Linked DNA regions of Homo sapiens: region 2 is linked to region 1. The links are chromatin loops, found by intact Hi-C in ENCODE. Cell type or tissue: Caco-2. All regions are shown on one strand. Each heading gives the region's core, and the rest is flanking DNA. Links, peaks and the distances in the headings are about the cores only.

The links. Peaks named below come from ENCODE experiments on the same cell type or tissue, not always from the same donor. Only the 100,000 strongest peaks of a DNase experiment are listed, where the experiment ranks them.
Region 2: it touches region 1 in a loop (10-fold over the local background); 6 of 110 quality-filtered maps call a loop at or near these places.

The regions. Positions count from the first base shown.
Region 1 is chr5:130,192,786-130,204,958 of GRCh38, forward strand. No RefSeq gene overlaps it. Among named protein-coding and RNA genes, the nearest start is that of CHSY3-AS1, 290 kb to the left of the region's middle. In Caco-2, for the core only: no CTCF peak of the experiment used is centred there; a DNase peak (open chromatin) is centred at 6,336.
Region 2 is chr5:130,714,436-130,726,608 of GRCh38, forward strand. No RefSeq gene overlaps it. Among named protein-coding and RNA genes, the nearest start is that of HINT1, 440 kb to the right of the region's middle. In Caco-2, for the core only: a CTCF peak has its summit at 6,104 (motif pointing left); no DNase peak of the experiment used is centred there.

The DNA of each region.
Region 1 (12,173 bases), core at 2,144-10,143:
AATACTACAATTCATAATTTTGTCACAATAAAACATCCTTAAAAAGATCGTATATTATGAAAATGAGACTCACAGATAGTGGGACATATTTCTGCAAGAAAGACTTCAAAACTCCCCAGACTACATACCTTTTGGAATAAAATCACATGCTTATATGTTTTTTAAATGTATAATTCATTGTGCTTACTTTTCACCTAAATATAAATAAGTTGAACAAACCTATCAGTTTATGCTTCTAAGATGTATGATTCATTGTTTCTACTCTAAAGGCTCCTGTATATTTTCTTGATTTATTAGTTTATTATTTAATGAAGTAACTTTTGACCAAATCATATGGAAAAATGTCAAGTTCATTTTTGAAAAAGCAGATATTATGGGACAATTTATGACAATATTTTTTAAGAAAAAAAAGTTCTAGGCCAGGAGCAGTAGCTCACGCCTGTAATCCCAGCATTTTGGAAGGCCGAGGCAGGCGGATCACCGGAGCTCAGGAGTTCCAGACCAGCCTGGCCAACATGGTGAGATCTGTCTCTACTAAAAATACAAAAATTAGCCGGGCATGGTGGCACGAGCCTGTAATTTCAGCTACTTGGGAGGCTAAGTCACGAGAATAGCTTGAACCCAGGAGGAAGAGGTTGCAGTGAGCCAAGATCGTGCCACTGCACTCCAGCCTGGGTGACAGAGTGAGTCTCTGTCTCAAAACAAACAAACAACAACAACAAAAAATTCTATTGTGAGTCAGTTGCAGGTACTATTCTTTGAGCATCCTTTATTCGACAAGAAATTTGAACTTTACGTTTCTTTACAAAAAAAAAAAAACTGCATAGAAATTGAAGTCCATTAAGAAGAATTTCCTAATAAGAAAATTAGTCCCTTTCTCCTTTTGTGGTTTTATGCATTTTTCTGTATTCTCTTTTTTTCTTGACCTTTTTTTGATACTACTGCCTTTATCTTTATGGAGAAACTTGTTCCTACACCAGCAACTCTAACTTGTAGCTCTTTTATTTTCCTTGTTCTATGTAGCTGTCTCTCCTCCACATGGGCAGAACAGCTGAATTCATTTCTCATTCTAATTGGTTTCTTCAGAATCTTTAGAAATTGAAGATATTATAATAGCATAATATTTGGCTATACATTTAAAATGTTTTTTCCATGGATATTTCATCAAGTTTTTTTTTTTTTTTTTTTTTTGAAACCAAATCTCGCTCTGTAGCCTAGGCTGGAGTGCAGTGGTGCGATCTCGGCTCACTGCAAGCTCTGCCTCCCAGGTTCACGCCGTTCTCCTGCCTCAGCCTCCCGAGTAGCTGGGACTACAGGCGTCTGCCACCACGCCTGGCTAATTTTTTTGTATTTTTTTAGTAGAGACGGGGTTTCACCGTGTTAGCCAGGATGGTCTCGATCTCCTGACCTCGTGATCCACCCGCCTTGGCCTCTCAAAGTGCTGGGATTACAGGCGTGAGCCACCGCGCCTGGCCTCATCAAGTATTTTTTAAACATTGATTTTTTTAACTGTATCTCAAAATAGATCAAAGGGTCCATATAAAGTCAAATAATATTTAAAAATCAATATAGTTTGAAAAACTGGGAATTGCCTTACAAATCATGGGATTCATTTTGTTTCAAAATAATATTTAAGAATATTTAGTCTCCACTGATTTTTGAAGACTCAACTTGTTATTTGAATTAAGATGTTTTAAAATTCCAAAAAGAAGCAGGATTTGGATCATAGATAGTTTCATGATTGATGCTTCTCTTCTTAAAAGTCTCTAAAGCTTTCCAAATTTACTTAGGGTAACATCTAATCTCCTTTCCTTGGTGTATAAAACCTGCTGCACGGGACTTGCTCCTGTCTCCTCTCTGTTCTCTTCTCTCTCACTCCACCTGGTTCATTCTGCTCCCTTCATACCAGCCTCCGTTAAGTGTGCCAACCTGGGTCCCACCTTTGTGCCTCTTCCCAGGTTATTCCCTGAGCTTGGAAAGTTTGTCCTTGAAGTCTTCTCAGTTGGTTCCTTTTTATAATTCAGGTCTTACCACACGTTTTACCTCACCAGAGAGGCTTTTCTGACCACCCAATCTTTAATAGCTTCGTCTGCCACCTCCTCCAAGTTGTTTTCATTTAATTCTCTTTTTATTCTCATCACATAATCGTTACCATTGAAACAGCATCTGGTATATTCTGTTTACAATGAATCTGGAATATTCATTATTTACTTTTAAAATAAACGTCCTTGTCCTTCCTTCCTAAAATAATGTGCTTTATAAGAACAGGGACCCTCACTATCTATCTTGCTCAGTGCTGTGCCCTCAAGTGCTAGAATAGAGCCTTGCTCAGGGATCTCAATGTCAAGAGCATGAACCTGATTGGAGAGGGCATCTCAGACTCAGTTCATTTTTCCTTCTCTCCATTTATGTCTTCTCTACCTCATACCTCCTTTAATCTCTCTTCTCTCTTAATAAGCCATTTTCATTCATTTCAGCCTTATGGATTTGGAGCTTCCTTGCACATTGTGTCATTTATTATTTTACCCTGTTTATTTCTTATACATGCATTAGCAAGTCTTCCATCTTTTGCCATAAGCTGAATATTTGTTAAATACCAGGTAATGCAAGAAAAAGTACCTTCCCCACATATAATAATAACAAAACACAAAAGACCAAGCCCCAGATTAAAAGTATCCTTCAGGATATCAGTAAGGATACTATGACTTATTTCTTTCTTCTCCCTGTTCTGCACAATTATGGCAGATTCTCTTTAAAAGATTTTTCTTCCAAAATGTGAAAATAAACTGTGTCTCTGGATGTCCTTGTATTGGCATCTAATGTTTCCATTTAAATCTCTCCTATGTTTGAAGTTTCAGCACTGTGACAGAAGTTCTGCATTTTTGTGGAATCTGGACAGCTCTGGCATCTATCAGTGACCCTTGTGGTCTCAGGGGTCCACTTTGTCAAAGGGTTTAGAGCAGATTCTGATACTAATTGATCTGCATTAGCAAATCTTACCAGGTACAGAATTCCAATAGGGTCCTTAATACAAAGATAGCAGTTGCCGGTTAATTCACAAAGACATATTCATTGTCCCCATGTTATCATCTTTCCAATATCCAAAGCCTTCTTAGAAGCAAACAGCAAAAAATGGTTGTTTGGTTAAGCACAGGTTTAGAATTAATCAAAATGAATGACTTTAATGCATATTGCCATCAAACTATGTGGCCTGGATAGGCAGAGGAGCCTCTACCAAGATGACTCCAACTAGATGACTGTTTCCCAGCATCAAGGACCTTCTTTACTCACACTTCCATTGCTACAGGAAAATGTAGGCTATTCACCCAATGTGTGTTACTATATTCTGGTTTTAGTCATAAATGAAATTTAAATCATAGTGTTATGTGCATGTATCAGTCATGTTCTAGAGGGTATAATATTCTAACCTATTTCATCTATAGAATTTATTAAACTATGTTTAGTAAAACATCAACTAGGGCAAATTAAAAACTTGCATTCTATGCAAAAGCAATTATGAAAACCTGCATCTTACCAGTGTGCATCAGCGACTAATGGTCAGGCAAAAAAGACAAAAGAGAATTAAAATGATCACATGTCTGCAATGTCTTTATCTCACTCTAGTTACACAGTTTTTTAAAGTCAACTATTTGAACTTTGCAACTAAATGAGAACTAGTACATAAAGGCAGCATCTTCTAAGTAATCAATTGAAAAGTGACTAGCTACAGCTAGTGACTAATGGCTATTGATATATTAAATCCATCACACATGTATATATAAATGAAAGAGAGTTGGGTTATACGAAAGAAAATTGATATGTGACTTTTACCTTACCATTTGCTAGCCTCCAACCAGCTCTGGCTTCTTCAATGTAAGCATGTGAAGAACTATGAAACAGCCCAGACAACTCCGGTCTCCCAAAAGTTGATGAAATGTGTCTTCTTCTTGCTGCCTTTTTACCCTCCATGTTGACCATTATTCTTCTATTACAACAGCATTCTTTCATGATGGGTATATTAAACATGGTTATAGGTTATGTTAGTTTCATCATTACATTAAAATCCATAATGAAATTTGGGGTTGATTCTCTGATATCAGAAGCCACACACATGCATACTTTGTCTTAAAACAAGCTACTTCTATGATTTATTCCCATTAAAGTTTACTAAGAACTACCTAATGCAAGACACTGTTCATGGTTGGGGATGTCAAATTGGCAAAACCTCATCCACAACAATCTCATCCATTTCATAAAAGTGAGAGAAATAATTTTCTGCTTCGCTGGCAGCCACTTGGCCCTTGCTCCCAAATTCTGGTAATGCACAGAATTTGGAGTTTAGCTAAAGTTTTTATGCAATTCTATTTGTTAAATAAATGCTTAATTTTAATCTTGGGTGATATTTTTAAACAAACAGCACTAACTTTAATAAAATATTTTTATTTGAGGAGCATTAAGAAAAAGGATGAAGACAGAAACCTGATTAACAGACTCAAGGAGCTCCAAACCCCAACACACATTGCATTCACTACAAGATAGGATATTTTACCCCATAGACCACTTTCCTGAGTTGTATATCTATCTTTACTAGTCTTGACAGAAAACATGAGGTTTCTGACATAGAAAACAGAATGATTACCTACAAAAAAATCTTGTATTGGTTTCCCACACCCCAATCCCCTACAGGGTGATGTGATGAAAGTCAGATATACCCAGTTTGTGCAAGAAGAGAGAGGTCTGTTCCATAGGAGAGGAATCCCCCGAATTATACATTTCTGAGCTTTCATAGAATGGCTGTCATAGTTGCCCATCCTCCCTTCAGAAGAAAGAGAAATCATATCTTCTAATATAAACAAATTATCTCGGGGAAGAGAAAGAGAATGTCTCCAGAATCACTACCCTTTGTCATCTAAACAAATGGTTCCAGGGGAGAAAAATCTGAATCTCTCCAGGACATATCTGAATTTAATTTTCAAAGGGTTCTTGCCATTCGTTCATGTTTGAACCCAGGTTGCTAGAACTCAGAAAGCTCACATCATGAAGAAATATGAAAATATTTATGAGACATTTCTTCCTGACAGTCTGCTGTTATCCCTCTTCAGATCACCTTTTAGTAATTGAACAGTATGTGGTGTGCTAAGGGAGTGTCCAGAGCATGAAACTGCTTTACTGTCCAGGCTTGAAATCAGCCATACTTTCTGTTAGTTCCTGTTCCAAAATGCTTCATTTTCTGTTAATCTTTGGTTATCAGAGTGAGTATATTTCTCCTTTCCTCACAATTCTCTTACCTGTCAATAACTCATAAAATTAGGTTGAAAACTCTTGTTTATATCAATTCAAAAAACTAAAGGAAGAATTATAATAATTATTTCAAAATTAAAAATCAAGTCTGACTCAATGTTTTTGTCTAGAAAATTCTTAGAAACTTTCTACTAAAAAAAAATAATGCCCACCTGTATATATCAGTTATTCAGTCCCTCTTGTTTCACTTTGCTGTCCATAACCATTCATTGGAATTGTATAGGAAGAAATGTGATATTTTAATGTTAAATATCCATACTTACAAGTTTAAAAATAATAATTTCATCTGAAGTTACAGTGTGGTTATCAAAGGCTTCTTTTCAATTAAAATGGAGTTTTAACATTAGGATTGTATTTGGCTTATCCCTCCAATGAAAGGTTTTCTCCTGACAAAGTGATTAATGTATCCCCTAATGACAAAATAATTTGTCTTTTTTTTTTTATGAACTTGACATCCTTTTCTCATTATTTCTCAACCAGGTCAAAAAGGCAGAAACAGTTCTGCAGAATTTTTTAGGTGGTTGGAAATGTTGACATTTTATCATTGCTTGAGGGAGAATTAAGAATGGACTTAAGAATATCCATTTTTTGTTATTACTGTTATTTCTGTGATGGAGAGTTTGATTTTGGTTGCACACTCTCTCAGAGAACTTATTACATGCTAATATAATAACTTTTATTGCCTTTATAATTTATTATTTTAGTATTTATTTAAATGTTTTACTAATATGTTTCCCTGATCAAAATGCTCAAGTAGAAAGCAAAGTTGATCTTACAAATATATTTCAAGTTTTTGCTAGACTTTCATTTGTTCTGATTAGTTATTGCTGCATAATCTACTACCCCCAAAACTTAATGGCTTAAAACAAACATTTTTTATTGTTCATGATTTTTTGGGTCAGGAATATGGGAAGGGCTCAGCTGATGCCCATGGCATCCTCTGGAATAGCTGAGGCTGGATGATCCACTCCAAGATGGCATCTTCACTCTCTTGTCTAGAGCATTCGTGCTGTTCATCCCCTCTCTCTCTCCACAAGGTGTCGCATCCTTCAGAGCCTCTTCATGTAAGGAGCTTCTCTTAGCTTGGCTGCCCAAGGGTACCTGAGTTTCTTCACTTGGCAGCTTAAGTCGCCAAAGCCAAGTGTCCCAAGAGACAAAGGCAGAGTCTGGAAGCCTTCTTATAATCCAGCTTTGGAATTTGAACATATTCTATTCATGAAGCCAGTCATGGAGGAAAGGGAGTTCCATTCTACCTCTCAATAGGAATTATTGCAAAGAAAGTGTGGTCCATACATTCAACATGCCCAGAAAATGGCTTCATCTCTGCCTCTCCAGAAAACTGGGTAGTAAATCAAGAGAAAGAAAGGCTGATTCTCATCACAGCTTTAAACTTTAATCCAGTATTAGACCCATTTGAAACAAACAAAATGATGTACTTAGCTATAAAGAAAAAAGATCAAGAATTGTTAACTTTTTTCTCAAGAAGAAAGCAGGTGAGCTAATGGAAAGAAGGTTTAAAGGGCACTTTACAAAACACTTTTTATAAAATTGCCTGTTAATCTCTCACAGAAACAAAAAATTCCTGGCATGCTGCAAATGACATGGTGATGTATCAATCAAGACTTTCGATTAGACAAGTGTTAAATCTTCAGGGAACTTAAATCTCAAGTGTTTAATTGGCTGTTTCATCTCTCCAGCAATTTTCAAGAACTCTGAAGAACTTAGCACTTTCACACAAGTAAAACCAGCAGTTTTGTTTATCAGTGGTTCATAAAATAACCTAATAATTTAAAATGAAACCCTCTTTTAAAAAAGAATACATGATTACTATAATACCTGCGTAAAATTTTCCTATAACCAAACAAAATTATGAATCCTCCAACAGGCAACTTACACACGTTTTTTGTAAATCTAACAATTTTTCATCTTGTCATTGTTTCCTTGTTATCTGTATCACCTTCTTCTCTTCCCTGTTTTTCATCCTTTTTGTTTTTTATAATTCATAATAGTGCTGATTTATATGCATTTTAATATTTCTGATGCCCAAACATTTTAATTTTCAAAACAAGATTTTAGAATTTGTTTTCTTTTTCCTTTCCACTGTAGTAAAAACATTAATGATAATAATGTGTTTTTAACATTAAGCTAATCATACTTTATCAAAAAATATTTTTCTTAAGAAATCTTTGATAAATGGATTTAAATAGTCACTTGTTGCTCTGTAGATAATAAATGAAAATCTGTTGCTATATCTTTATTTCTCAATATTCTTCCCTTAGGCAGATGCTGACTTCCCTGTCCTTCATATATATTGATTTGAAGAATGAATATTTTAAATAATTTTAGCCAGCTGTGTGTTCCCTGATTTTTTCCCCACTGTCTTCTGTTAATTCTAGACTCTAAAATAGTTATTCATTCTGTAAATGATTTTGGTGTGTCTACTTTATTTCTCTTATCATTGCACTAATTTCTGGTCAAAGTTGATTAAAATAGGGCCGTTGCCCTTAAGATACTTATAGTCTAGCAAAAAAAAAAAAAAAAGGAAGAAGAACCATTAACTATTACAAAATACGTGAAATACCGCAACAGAAAAGTGTATTATGGGTTCAGTAGAGTCAGAGCAGATTCTTCTTGGAGACAAAAAGAGCAGGCAGGAAACATCTTCTCCAAACAAGGCCAAATAAAGATCTATTTATTCATAGTAAGGACTTTAGAATTTATTCTATTAAAAAGGGTTAAATAGAGAGCAATAAGGATTGTATGCATTTAGAATATTTTTATAATTAAACATTAAAGTCCATGATCTTTATCTTCAATCTTGTAAAAATTTTCCACATAATTTTATAAAATTATCTATGAATGCACATAACTGTAAAAAGTACTCTCCTTTTCTCAAGTCTTTCTACAGAAGATATGTGAATGAGTTTGCCTCCCAAAATACATACTCTTTTAAGAATTAATTCCCAGAAATATTTTACTATAAAATAATTATTACTTCTGACCTGCTTAAAACAGATACATGGGCTATTTTTAACCAATATTGGTAGTTAAAATAAATATGGGTTGGAATAATACTACAAGTAACAATAATAAATATTCATTGAGGCCCATTCATTTTCCAGGCATTCTACTAATTACTTTATAGATATTTTCTCATTTTGTTCTACAATAATCCTATAAAGTAGGTATTATTATTTTCTCTATTTTACAGTACTAACACAGAAACACAAAGATTAAACTACTGGATCCAGGTCTCAAGCCAGGAGGTGGAGGATCAAGGATTCTAATAAAGGTGCAAGGATTCTAGCATGTTAAAAACATTTAAATAAGAGACCCGCAAATTATGGTACCAGAAGTCAATTAATAGGTATTTTCCTATATTGTGATCATTTCTAAGCACATAATACTGATTATTTTGTTATTAGTTTAAATCTTATGACCTGTTTTTGAATTAGCTATATAATCCTGAAAATCTCCAAACATTTTTTTTTGCTCTAATAACCCATGCTAACATGTACCTCCTTTTATTTATTGTGATGTAATTTGCATACACAAAAATGTACAAATTTTGGTGTGCAGCTTAATGAAATTTTACATGTGCATATATAATACATTACCACCACCCAGATCAAGACATGTTCCTTCTCCCCAGTAGTTTCTGTATGCCACTTTCCAGTAAATAACTGTATTAGTCTGTTCTCAGGTGGCTAATAAAGACAGACCTGAGACTGAATAATTTATAAAGGAAAGAGGTTTAATTGTCAAACGCACAGTTCCACGTGGCTGGGGAGGTCTCAGAATCATGGTGGAAAGTGAATGAGGAACAAAGTCACGTTTTACACGGTGGCAGGCAAGAAAGCTTGTGCAGGGGAACTCCCCAATATAAAACTATCGGATCTCATGAAACTTATTCACTATCACAAGAACAGCATGAGGAATACCCACCCCAATGATTCAATTACCTCCTACCAGGTTCCTCCCACAACACATGGGAATTATGGGAGCTAAAATTCAAGTTGAGATTTGGGTGGGGACACAGCCAAACCATATCATTCCATTACTGACAACTCCCAAATCTCATGTCCTGACATTTCAAAACAAATCATGCCTTCCCAACAGTCTCCCCAAAGTCTTAACTCATTTCAGCATTAACTCAAAAGTCCACGGTCCAAAGTCTCATCTGAGACAAGGCAAGTCCCTTCTGCCTATGAGCCTATAAAATCAAAGGCAAGTTAATTACTTCCTAGATACAATGGAGTACAAACATTGATACAATGGAGTACAGCCATTCCAAATGGGATAAATGGGCTAAGACAAAGGGGGTACAGGCCCCATGCAAGTCCAAAATCCAGCAGGGCAGTCAAATCTTAAAGCTCCAAAATGTTCTTTGACTCCATGTCTCGTATCCAGGTCATGCTGATGCAAGAGGAGTGTTCCCGTGGTCTTCAGCATCTCTGACCCTGTGGCTTTGCAGGGTATAGCCCCTCTCCTGGCTGCTTTCATGGCCTGGCATTGATTGTCTGTGGCTTTTCCAGGCACATCATATAAGCTGTCCATGGATCTACCATTCTGGAGTCCAGAGGATGGTGTCCCGCTTCTCACAGCTCCACTAGGCGCTGCCCTAGTGGGGACTCTGTGTTGGAGCTCCAACCCCACATTTCCCTTCTGCATTGCCCCAGCAGAGTTTCTCCATGAGGGCTCCACCCCTGCAGTGTACCACTGCCTGGACATCCAGACATTTCCATACATCCTTTAAAATCTAGAGGGAAATTCTCAAACCTCAATTCTTGACTTCTGTGCACCTGCAGGCCCAACACCATGTGTAAGCCACCAAGGCTTGAGGCTTATACCCTCTGAAGTCATGGCCCAAGCTGTACGTTGGCACCTTTTAGCCACAGCTGGAGCATCAGGGATGCAGGGCACCAAGTACCTAGGCTGCACACAGCAGGCAGGCCCTGGGCCCAGCCCATGAAACCATTTTTTTCTCCTCAGCTTCTAGGCCTATGATGGGAGGGGCTGCTGTGAAGACCTCTGAAATGCCCTGGAGACATTTTCCCCATTGTATTGCCAATTAACATTTGGCTCCTCATTACTTATGCAAATTTCTGTAGAAGACTTGAATTTCTCCTCAGAAAATGGGTTTTTCTTTTCCATCACATTGTCAGACTGCAAATTTTCCAATTTTTTATGTTCTGCATCCTTTTAAACATGAGTTCCAATTCCAAAGCATATCTTGTGAATGCATAAACCTGAATGCTTTTAACAGTAGCCAAGTCACCTTTTCAAAACTTTGCTGCTTAGAAATTTCTTCCACCAGTTGCCCCAAATCATCTCTCTCAAGTTCAAATTTCCATAAATCTCTAGGGCAGGGGCAAAATGCCCCCAGTCTCTTTGCTAAAACATAACAAGAGTTACCTTTGCTTCAGTTCCCAATAAGTTCCTTATCTCCATCTGAGGCCACATCAGCCTGGACTTTATTGTTCATATCACTATCAGCATTTTAGTCAAAGCCACTCAACAGGTCTCTAGGAAGTTCCAAACTTCCCACATCTACCTGTCTTCTTCTGAGCCCTCCAAACTGTTCCAGTCTCTGCCTGTTACCCAGTTCCAAAGTCACTTGACATTTTCAGGTATCTTTAGAGCAGTTCCCCGGTACACCTGGTAACAATTTACTGTATTAATCTGTTCTCACACTGCTAATAAAGACATACCCAACACTGGGTGATTTATAAAGGAAAGAGGTTTAATTGATTCACAGTTCCACATGTTGAGGAGGGCTAACAATCATGGTGGAAGATGAAGGAGGAGCAAAGTCACATCTTACATAGCGGCAGGCAAGGGAGCTTGTGTAGGGGAACTCCCCTTTATAAAACCATCAGATCTTGTGAGATTTATTATTCACTATCACGAGTAAAGCATGGAATTATAATTCAATTGCATCCCACCAGTTCCCTCCTACAACACATCGGAATTATAGGAGCTACAATTCAAGATGAGATCTGCATGGGGACACAGCCAAGCCATATCAATAACCAACTACACCCAGAGGTAACAAACATCCTAAACTCTGTCACCATAAATTAGAATTTTTCTCTTTCTAAATTTCATATAAACAGAATCAAACAGTAGATACATTTTAGGTCTTTGTCCTTTCACTCTACATGTTTTTGTTATTATTTATGTAGTTACATGGAGTAGTATTTTTTATTGCTGTATGATATCTCATTGTATGAATATGACACAATTTTTCATCAATTATATTATAGGTGGACATTTGAGTTGTTTCAGTTTGGTGCTGTCATGAATAAATCTTCTACATTCTTTTTGTGGATGCATGCTCTTGTTTCTCTTGGCCATATAAACCAAGGAGTGGAATTGCTAGAACAAAAAATATGTCTATGTTTAACTTGATTTAGTATGTGCAAAGTCTTATTTAAAGTGGTTTACTATTTTATTTACACTCACCAGCAATGTACGAGAATACTTTTTCTTCACAATCTCTCTGTCACATGCAAATCTTTCTAATTTTAGTTTTTCTGATATTTAATTTTGGTTTTAACTTCCATTTCCCTGAGCTATCATTGGATCATAATGTAACAGTAGATTGGGTAATGCAGAAGGAAAAAGCCCTGGGAATTTTAATTTCTGTTAATGAGTGTCTAAGATCTAAAATTTCTACTTAGTTCTATTTGTTTTTCTCCTGAAGTGTTCCATATTTCCACCAATTATACTTATCTTTTCTTTTAAATTGTATAATATATGTTTATTATTGTATTAAAGTCCTTGCCTGCTAATTTAATAATTTGCTTTATCTGTGAGCCTGCTTCTATTGACTGTTCCTCTTGATTCTAAGTCACATTTTTCTGGTTCTT
Region 2 (12,173 bases), core at 2,113-10,112, 520 kb after region 1:
GGAGAGGAGTCAGAAAAATAGAGGTGATACAGAAGGAAACTGAAAACAAAGCAGGAAAGGGAGCAGTAACAGTCTCCACACATTCCCGCTTTGGTTCCACACAAATTATGTGGAGATATACTTTCAGCATTAATCATTAAGGAGAAACTGGTCTAGTTAACCTTATTAAACTCCTTATTAAACCTCTTAAAAATAACTGCCTCCCACCTGCAAAGAAGAAATCATCAGACCCAGTGGACCTGTCCTGGACTTGAATTCTGTTTCTCCACTGATTAATTGCACGACTTGGAGCAAGTTTTTTAGTCTCTCTCAGATTTTTTTCTTCATCTTTAATTGGAGATATTAATGATCAGCCCCTAGAATGCTGCCTGGAACATAATAAGCACTCAATAAATTAATGGATGATGGAATGAATGCTTACCTTGCATAGGTGATACAAGACCAAAATAAGAGACTGTATGCAAAAGGTCTGACATCCAGTAGGGATGCAAAGGTTAATTTTCTTCACATTTCACTCCTCCCACCATCATCACAATCTCCCTCCTATTCCTTAATAAATCAAAGAAAAATAAGCCAATTGTTTAAGGCAAATCTCTACTTGGTTATTTTCTAAATCCCAGAGAAGCTGCAAATGGGGGAGATAAGAAGAGAAGAGACAGCGATAGGAAATCAAGAGGTTCCTTCCTTTTCCTCCTTAAGTATCTTCCAGTAAAAGTGAGGCATAGTGGCTCATACCTATAATCCCAGCATTTTGGGAGGCTGAGGAGGGAGGGTCACTTGAGGCCAGGAGTTCAAGACTAGCCTGGGCAACATAGCGAGACCCCATCTCTACAAAAAAGTTAAATTTGCCAGGTGCAGTGGTGCATACCAGTTTAGTCCTAGCTACTGGGGAAGCTGAGGCAGGAGTTTGAGGCTGCAGTGAGCTAGGATCATACCACTGTACTCTAAACTGGGTGACAAAGCAAGACCCTATCTAAAAACAAAAAAGAAGTGAGCAAGTGTAGCCACAGGCAGAGCTGTCATCAGAAGTTTCCTCAGAGCATAGCTTGCCCAATCTCTGGTGATCTCTTTTGCCCAACATTGACCAGAGGTTTGGATCCAGGCTCTAGCCATACCAAGGCACAGGTAGGCATGTGCAATGACCCGTGATGAGCCTATGACTTTGCTGGTAGGGCCTGGACATGGGTGGCAGTGGTCAACTCCTAGCCCTAGCCTTTCTTTCTCCAGTCTTTCTCAAGGGTAATACCTCATAGGACCTTCAGACCCTAAAAAGTGCATTCACAGATGACTCATGCCTCACCACAACACTTAAAATCACAGGAATATTCCTGGCCCCATGTGACATTGAGGCAGACAGAGTCAGCTGGGAAAGCATAACTGCACCCTGGTATGATCCCTGAGGCTCGGCCCTGATACATATTGGACTTGCTGAGGTCCTGAAAACCCTGTTTTGAAATGCACCATTACGTATTAGAGTATTTTGGCATTATCACCAGCTTTGTCCTTTTTACTGCAGCAAAATTGAGTAAACCAGGAATAAAGACTATTTTAATGCATTGGTAACTCATGTTCTTCACAACAGGAGGGATACATTTAGGTCATCAGAACCATAATGCCTTTATGAAAGATACTGTCACCTAACAACGGTACAAAGCAAAAACGGACAAAAGACATTATTTGTCTTCTTTGCCCTTATTAAATTCACCGCCTATGAAGTTAGAACTCAAAAAGAAAATCAGCATTAAAGCTTCTTCGTGTCTTTGTAACACCCATGAGCAGCATATGCTATCATATTGGCTACAAGCATAGAGCAAAATAATACAAATAGAAGAAAAATACTTCTTTACTGGAATAGGAAGAGAGCAAAGCCTATGGAGAGAAAAATAGCCTTCCCAATCTTTGAGGCAACTCTTCAGCAATGAATTAATAGCACAAAACTGGGCTAGGCGAGGTGGCTTATGCCTGTAATCCCAGCACTTTGGAAGGCCAAAGCCGGCAGATCACTTGAGGTCAGGAGTTCGAGACCAGCCTGGCCAACACGGTGAAACCCTGTTTCTACTGAAAAATTACAACTGGGTGGGGTGGTGTGCACCTGTAGTCCCAGATACTTGGGAGGCTGAAGCAGGAGAATCACTTGAACCTGTGAGGCAGACACTGCAGTGAGCCGAGTTTGTACCACTGCACTCCTAGGTGGATGACAGAGTGAGACTCCGTCCCCCGACCAAAAAAAAAAAAAAAAAAATAGCATGAGACTGTGGAAAAGAGAGGAAAATGTACCTTCTTAATTTCTAATCCTACTTTCCTCTTTTTGTCAAACAGTTCTCTTCTTCCATGATGTTTGTAAGTGGTTTACTGTGCCAAATGACTGCAGAAAAGCCTTTATATAGGAGGTGAGATGCTCATATCCTCAGAATCATTTAATGTAGGCTTACTGAAAAGGGAGATGTAAAATATGTATTCCTTAAGCTTGTCTTTCAGGCCAGCATTGTAGCCACCAAAGAGCTTTCACATCGGACAGGCTTCCATTCTAATCAGAAATCTTTCCCTTACTAGTCGTATGACCTTGGAAAATTTACTTAAACTTTCTGACCCTTGATTCTCCTTCTGTAAAAGAGATATGGGGAAAAAATAGTGGTGTGTGGGTTTAAATGTAATCATATATATCTGAGGCTATAGTGATAATATTTTATGTTTCTGCATAGTTAGAGCTTTCTGAGCAAATTAAAACAACTGCTGGAGGTTAACTTATGACTAATTTACATACCTAGAGAACTCCAGAGAGAGACAGACACAGGAACAATCTGCATTGTAAAGCTGGAGACCCTCATGTGATCCCTTTCCTCTAGAGAGATTTATTTATATTCCAAGGGACTAGGTGAGAATTCAGGATCCTTCCCATTATGTTGCCAAGGAGACCCTCTCAGGAGGGGAGGAGGATGGCATAGATAATCCACATTCATTTTTTTAGGATTCCTCACCCAAAATATAGACTCCTAGGTGTAGGGTTTTAATCTATCTGGCTATCATTACTTGCTGTGAATAAATAATAATAGCATTCCCCTTAATAACTGGAATAAGACAAGGATGTCCACTGTCACCACTCCTATTCAATACAGTGCTGGAAGTCCAAGCTAGAGTAATCAGGCAAGAGAAAGAAATAAAAGGTATCCAAATTGAAAAAGAAGAAGTCAAATTATCTCTGTCCACTAATAATATGACCTCATACATAGAAAACCCTGAAGACTCCTCCAAAAGACTCCTAGATTTGGTAAATGACTTCAGTACAGTTTCAGGATACAAAATCAGCATACAAAAATCAGTAGTATTTCTATACACCAATAATGATCAAGCTTGAAAACTCAATCACATTTACAATAACCACCAAAAAAAAAAATACCTAGAAGGTATTTTAAACAAAAATGTGAAAGATCTTGTTAATGAACCACAGTGGGGTCCACTCGTCTGGTGCAGTAAGGCCAAACATCCACACTGAGGTTTGCAGCACAAGAAAGGAGGGTGTTTATTTGTAAAGTGCCAAGCAAGGAGAATCAGGCAGCTCACTTAAAACCTGAACTCCTCAGTAGCTTGTGAGCAAGGGTATTTAAAGGCAGGGGGAAATTTCAGGAAAGCCAAAGTTACAGGCAAAAGTATAAATTAATACAGGGTGTACATGGAGGTTACACATTAATTTGGCCTACAAAGGAGGGTTATCTTGAAGCAGGGGCTCACAGGTCATTCATAGGAAAATTACAGATGTTCTAATTTACAATTGGTTATAGAAAAGAAACTTTGTTTAAAAATTTGGGGTCAATAGAAAATAATGTTAGCTCTGGCTTGTGAGAATGACTTCCTTCAGGCCCTCAGGAAGAACTGTGGAACAAAGAACAACAGTCAGAGTTCAGTCCTCAGTTCCCCCTTATCTGAGGTCTATGTGCCAGAAAACTTGTTTAGTGGGGGTCTGGATTTCTGAAAAAAAAAAAAAAAAAAAAAAAAAAACTCAGGAACATACATTAAGATGTTGCTTTTAGTTTCTATAGGAGACCAAGCATCCCATGACTCTAATTTTTTTGGCTATTGTTTTAATCCGCTATTACTTTCTCGCCTATTAAGTTGCTCATTTACATCTCAGGGCTAGCTAGCTTTCTCGAACTTCACTCAAAGAAACAAGATTTTCCTTTCTTTCCATGCTTGGTGGGGCTGCATGCCCCTAAGAGGGGTCTCTGCTCCATCTCAATGTCCACAAAGAGAAGTACAAAACACTAATGAAAGAAATCATAAATGACACAAATAAATGGAAAAACATCCCATGCTCATGGATTGGAAGAACCAATATCATGAAAATGACCATACTACCCAAAGCAATCTATAGATTCAACACAATTCCTATTACAAAACCAATGTCATTTACAAAAAGGTCAATAGGAAAAAAAAGTCAGTGTTAATAAAAAAAACAAATAATCCCATTTATAAAGTGTACAAAGTACATAAACAGACATTTTTCAAAAGAAGACACATAAGCGGCCAACAAACATATGAAAAATGCTCAACATCACTAATATCAGAGAAATGTAAATCAAAACCACGATGAAATACCATCTTATACTAGTCAGAATGATTATTATTAAAAAGACAAAAAACAAAAGATATTGGTGAGGATGTGGAGAAAAAGAACACTTAAATGCTGTTGGGAGGAACATAAATTAGTACATCCTCTATGGAAACAGTATGGCAATTTCTCAAATAACTAAAAATAGAACTGTCATTCAACCCAGCAATCCCAATACTAGGTACCTACCCCAAGGAAAAGAAATCATTATATAAAAAAGTCACCTGCATTCATGTTTATCACAGCACTATTGACAATAGCAAAGTCATGGAATCAACCTAAGTGTCCATATCATCGGACTACTGGATAAAGAAAACATGGTCAATACACACCATAGAATACTACTCTGCCATGAAAAATAATGAAATCATGTCTTTTGCAGCAACATGGATAGAAGTGGAGGCCATTATCTTAAGTGAAACAACTTAGAAATAGAAAGTCAAATACTGCAGGTTCTCACTTGTAAGTGAAACACATGAACATACAGAGTAGAACAAAAGACATAGGAGAACCCAAAAATGGGAGGGTGTGAGGGGGAGAGGGATGAGAAATTACCTTTTGGGTACAATTTACACTTTTCAGATGATGTTTACACTAAAAGCCAAGACCACCCCTATGCAATATGTCTCTGCAACAAAAATGCACTTGTACCACCTAAATCTATAAAAATAAAATAAATAATAATATGCTCTGTTTCAGAAACTTCATGTGTACACTCAGGATAATATCAGTAAATATAAATATTTTTTAAATGTCATAAAATATCACTTATCTAAAAGAGTATCTGACATCTATAGATACTTAATAAATGGTAGTTTTCTTCAAGTTGATTTTTTAAACAAAATTTCAATCATAGAAACTCATCTTGAAATGCGTACTTAGTGTTCTTTCCTAGTCAATATTTCATTATCACATTTAAAGGTGAGTCTCACATTAATAAAATCTGACAGTCACATAGCCATATCTGAAACACATAAATCAGGAACAATTGTTCCTATTACAAACCGACTTTTCATTTCCTAATAGAAAGTTGACATGAGTAAAGGGCACTCTTTCGAGTTAATAAAATTTCATCTTTTACTTAAAATGGCCAACATAAAATATCCCCTTTCTGATATCCAAATTTGTAATGTGTTTGACGATTATTAACTACAGAAACTCCAAGGGACAATAGAAACATTAAAGACTACATGTACTGATTGTTATACTAGTGGTGTTGGTAGTAGTAATAATCAAGTACTAGTAATAATCATTATGGCAATAACAATAATAATTAACATTCAGTAAGCACCTAATAAATGTCAGACACTATGCTAGTTTACATGTTTTATTTCATACTCACAAGCTTCTCAGTTACATGTCCTCTATTTACAAATGAAAAAAAATGAGTTTTAATGAGGCCAAATAATCTGTCCAATTTATACAGACATTAAATAGTAGAGACCTTAATACAGACCTCTCTGAGGCTCAGACCATACACATAATCACTATGCACTCTTTTCCTCTCGCTCCCTCTAGAGGATAATCCAGGTAGGAATTTAGGTAGTCTTGGGACAAAAGAGGCTGCTAGAGTGTGTAGGCATATGACTTTGGCTTCTAGCATTACCCAGATATCATCTTTGAAACTAAACAGCCATAGAAAGACTTGTAATTACTGTAAATTATCAGAAAGGAAAAGGAATCACACACAGTCACAGAGGAATTTCTTATAATATTTCTAATATAAAATTATCCAGATAATGAGTTAATTACGTGAGTACATGCATGTGCTCAGATACACACATAAACATACATCTTCATATGCTTTTACACAGAGGTACACACACACACACACACACACACACACACATCTTTAACATTCAGTCCTCCAAGGAAAAAGACTTTTCATGCCCATAAACAGAAGCAGAGTTAGCATATCTCAGAATCTACTTCAGTTTTTTTTTTCTTTCCCTTTATAGTTCTATGCATCTGTCTAGGAATGCCTGCCCCCACCCTGGTATTTGTCATCTATAGGAATAATTTTAGTTGCTAAGGGGAAACATCTTATTTCAAGCATTGGTCCAGCTCATCTGATGCTTTCAGATAGTGAAGTGTGTAAGCTCTTCTGCCTTTCTTGGCTAGATGTGGGATCAGCCTGCAGCAGTAGATGGGAGCAGGATAGAAATTAATTCCTCTCCAGATAAAATCATTGTAAGCCAAAATGACTTTATCAGACAATTTTCCAAATTATAGATAAATGAGAATAAATCAAGGATTATGTTTAAAGAAAGGAGTTTATGTAAAGGCTAAAAGATAGAAGAATAGAAGAAAAAGCAAGGTGTTGAAAGAAACTGGAAGATAAATTAGCCTACCTGAGTATCTTACCTAGAATCACACTTATCAAATCCCACTTTAATTACAGTATGCTCAATCAAAGATAGCAGAGAAATAGTCAGAAAGGAGTGTAGGGATTGTAGGAAAGCTTCCCTTCTTCCCTCTCTGAAGTTTCACTGGAATGAACTGATAATAGACAGATTACCAGGAGAAAAGACATAAATGGAACCGTATAAAATATGAGACTCAAAGAAGGGCCAGATGGTTGAGGCTTAAATGTCCTCTATGTAGGGGAGAGGGAAACTGGGATGGTGGGGCTGTAGAAAATTTTAGAGGGTTAGTAAATTATTTTAGAGGGAATGAATGAGCCTGAAAACAAGACAATGGTTTGTAAATTATTTTCTCTGAATGCTGAATGAGACCAAGGACAAACTATAGTTTGTGTATAGGTTACAGGAAGGTGAGGAACAGGAAATTCACCGTGAACAGAAGTGGTCTTAGTAGGCAGATAAAAGTCTCCCGGGTAATCTCTTGAAGCTGCCATCAGAAGAATAGTTGAAGAAAAGTCAGACTGGGTGTGGTAACAACTTTTAGTCTTTTCTCCATGGTTAAACTTTCTGGGTTTTTTTTTTTTTAATCTTTTTTTTTTTTTTTTTTTTTTTTTTGAGATGGAGTCTCGCTCTGTGGCCCAGGCTGGAGTGCGGTGGCGCAATCTCGGCTCACTGCAACCTCCGCCTCCTGGGTTCAAGCGATTCTCCTGCCTCAGCCTCCCGAGTGGCTGGGATTACAGGCACGTGCTGCCAGGCCCAGCTAATTTTTGTATTTTTAGTAGAGATGGGGTTTCACCATATTGGCCAGGATGGTCTCGATCTCCTGACCTCATGATCCGCCCACCTCGGCCTCCCAAAGTGCTGGGATTACAGATGTGAGCTACCGTGCCCTGCCAACTTTCTGGATTATTTAATGAGATTCCTAGGGAGGGAGCTTAAGACAATTGCATTTTTTTTTTTTTAAGCAAGAAGTTTCCCCAGTCAGATAAAGAAATTCCAGAGAGACAACCCTGTGCTTGGGGAGGAGAAATAAGAGAACATTAGAAAGACCTTAGTGCTGAGGAAGCTTCTGAGGTCTTCCAGTTTCCCTTAATTTGAAAGAAGTCAGCATGCCAAATCACTACACTTTGGGGTATTGTTCTCCAAACCCCACAGGAGCTAAGGACCTTTTCATTAGAGACACATCTAAACTGATGCTTTGAGGGTAAAGACTTCTAAGTTAGTGAAATATTAAGAAAAAGCTCTTTTGGCACTAATTTGTTAGTGCAGAGTAGTAAAGACTTATAATCCAACACATAATATAAAAAGCAATCTGATCACCTGCCTTATGTATATAAAAATGCATTTGTGAACAGAATCTTCTTACCAGTAAATGGGGGAAGGTATGAGTCCAAGAACTGATTGTTTCCCAATTCTAGTTCAATTTGGAAAATCCAGTTCTCTGACCAATCTTGATAACTGCTTATTTGTATTTCACTCAACTTTTCTCAGCACTGTCTCATATAAATATCTCTGACCTCTGGAAAAACATAAATACCAACTGGAGAGAACCATTCATGTTTATCTCCAATGCATGCCTAATATCTGACCTATTAGCTTGGTCCTATAACTAAAATTCCAGGAGAGCAAAGTAAGTTCTTCCCTTCAGCAGATTTTCATAAGAATTGTTATAAGAGCCTAGCTACTAATCATGAAGTGCCTATTGTGGCTGGAGAGTTTATATAGTTTCCTTCAAATCTTGTCACAACCTGATAAGGTACTATGATTCATTATCATGGCAAGGAAACTGAAACAAAGTTAACTGTCCAAGGTTATATTAGAATGGATGAATTGATATTTGAAACCAAATGCTCCTCATTTCATTCAAGCCTGTGTTAGTCCATTCTCACACTGCTATAAAGAAATACTTAAAACTGGGTAATTCATAAAGGAAAGAGTTTTAATTGACTCGCAGTTCTACATGGCTGAGGAGGCCTCAGAAAACTTAAAACCATGGCAGAATGGGAAGCAGGCACCTTCTTCACAAGATGGCAGGAGAGAGAAAAGTGCAAGCAGGGGAAATGCCAGATGCTTATAAAACTGATACAGGAGAGAGAAAGAAATTATCTAGGCAGATAGTGAGGGCAAAAGAGTCCTTGGCAGAACTTCCCTTCTAGCAAAAAGCGGTCCAAGAAATTACTTCTTTTCAAACAAAGAGAAGCCTGGAAGATCGAGCTGCAAACATAGTTGAGGAAGCTGGAAGCTTGCATGGGGGGATGCCAGCAGCCGCACCGATAAAAAGGGCTACCTGGGGCCAGGCATGTCCATGATGGGGGCTCCACCTTCCCTTTTTTGTTAACACATGCACAGTAAGAAAGAAATAAGCAATATGGAGTAACTCAGGCAGAGGACCTACCTGCATAATAAAAGATTGGGGTGGGGGCTGCCAGAAAGATTCACACCCTATGCAGATGGCACACCTGATCCTAACCAGTTCTTTACACCCTATGTAGATCAGATACTGCTTCTCCACTAGCTCATCTATAAAACTCTTGTGTTTCACTGTGCATTGGCAACCCATTTTTCCAGGACCCCTCTCTGTAGCAGAGAGCTATTCTCTTTCTTTTGCCTATTAAAATTCTGCTCTAAACCTCACCATTTGTGTGTGTCCACGTCCTTGATCTCTGTGGCCATGAGACCAAGAACCTCTGGTGTCACCCCAGACAATGAAGCTGCTTCAAAATCATGAGATCTTGTCAGAACTCACTCACTATCATGAGAACAGCATAAGGGAAACTGCCCCCATTATTCAATCACCTCCCTCCCTCAACACATGGGGATCATAGGTCCCTCCCTTGACATGTGGGGATTACAATTCGAGATGAAATTTGGGTGGGGACACAGAGCAAAACCATGTCAAAGTTCCTTGGAAACTTGTAATCTTAAATGCGGCAAAAATGTTCCTCTAAGTAATAAACAACACCTAGAGCCTCTAGGTTTTCTAAATGAGTGTGTTTTCAGAACGGAAAACCCCAAGCACCTGGGAAAGGAAATCATTCCAAAATAACTTTAAGGGCTTCATGTTTATTTAAATAGCAGGATGCTTCAGTAAAAGAAGCTAAAGCTGCCAAGCAGAGTCAGATTTTCTCCAAAACTTCAAGGTGAAGACAAATAAAGTTCACAGCATCATTACAGATAATGAAAATGATCAACAATTTCCTGCCTCCACTGTCTCTTGTTAATATTTTGTCATGCAGATTGCCCTAATTTGATTTCAGGATTTTTCGTCTTGTTGTTGCCAAGAATTACAAATACAATGAGATATATTATAAAGTGGTATTCTGGGTCTTTTATTGTCATTATAATTCTCATTTAGTTTTGGAAATTAGATTTGACTTTACCCGGTAAGAGCAGAGCTCTTCTCCATATTTTCACGTACTGTGTGCCAGTCAGAAATCCCCTGGCGTGTCACCTCTTATTCATCAGCTTTGCAAAGCTGCCCTGGAGGAAGAGACACGGCAAGCAGAGAAACACCTGTAAAATTCATTAAAATCTCTTCTGAGAATGGTGTTTCTTATGGACTGAGCCACATTTACTAGGTGACAAACACACCCTTCTGGGCATTCAATTTATTGGTAAAATTTGCTCAATTGTTCAGTAGTCTCCCTATAACCCTCACTAACTGCAATCCTACACATGTCCTTTTATTTAAAGCAGGCAAAGTCAGAATTAGCTGAATAGTCCTGTCCTAAGGAAAGGAGCAGTGTTGAATACCTGAAAAGCAATAAGGCATCCCCAAAAGATACATAACCTGCTTTTGAGCCAGGCACCCTAATTTGAACTTGAGCTCTGTCTTGAATTCACTAGATGTTAGGGAAACTACTAAGCCTCCATTTAATTTCTACCTATCAAATGGAACTCATAGGGTGCTTGTGAGTATAAAATGAGATAATGTCTTTAAAGCAAACTTGTCCACATGAGGCCCAGGACGGCTTTGAATGTGGCCCAATACAAACTGGTAAACTTTCTTAAAACATGAGATATTTTTGCGATTTTTTTTAGCTCACTAGCTATCGTTAGTGCTAGTGTATTTTACGTGTGGCCCAAGACAATTCTTCCAGTGTGCCCCAGGGAAGCCAAAAGATTGGACACCCTTGCTTTAAAGTATTTAGTATAATGTTTGGTGTTTAGCACAAATTTAAATAAATGTATGTTTGTATCTGTATTTAAAATTCAAAATCATTGGCAAAGTGAAAAAGAATGGTTTTGCCAAAACTAAGGATTTTACGGCTTGGTAAGTTTGTTAAACACAGGTTTAAACACAGCAAAACAGATTTTGTTACTAAAGATGTCCTAAAGCTTTTATTATGTTAATATGCATTGGGAACCTGCTGGAAGGAGCTGTAATAAAAAAAAAAAAATTGAGCTTCACCGATGACAATCAGTCAGCTGAAGAGAGACACCCAAATGTCAAATCAACATTCAGAAAAACTGTCACATAGTGGGATTCAAGGGAGGCCAAGCACAATTTCACCTCAATCTGAAAGAAAAAACACCAAAGGCAAGCAAAGTGGGCCCCTGAGGAAGGAGAGCAGACTCAGAGAAAAAGTATTCTAGGGCAAATTACCTAAATGGAAGTTGTTACCTAGCCCTGCACACTCCCCAGCCCCTTTGGGAAACAGCTGGTACCAAGATGGGTGACAGAGAAACCAAGATGGAGAAATATCTGGGGTGTGCCCTGGGGCTCACTTTTCTCAGAAAGGAAAACAACCTTCTAAATCTACTAAGGATGCTGCTGGGAGGACTAAATGAGATATAGTGTGTTTTAAAATACCAAATGGTTCGACATTGTTATATTGAATGTAAGCTGGGACTACTTAGCAAGAAGCAGATAAAGATGAAGTCAATATTTACTCCAAAAACTACTGAAATAATGAAATGGGACTTTGTTACTTGAAGTATGGCCTGCATTTTTACAAGATATCTGGGTAACTCAGATACGCCTTAAAGTTTGAGATTAATAAGTGGACACAGTGGAAACCTAGCAGAAGCCAACCATAAGAAAATGAAACTAAAAATAAAATAAAACATAAAAACTCCAAAACCCATCCATGTAGAATTTTTTAAACTTTCTCTTTAGTTACTCTTTGTGGTGTTATGATATATAGATAGATTGCTTTTCATCCACAGTTCCTGGCTCATAACTGCCATAGTCCTAGTTGCAA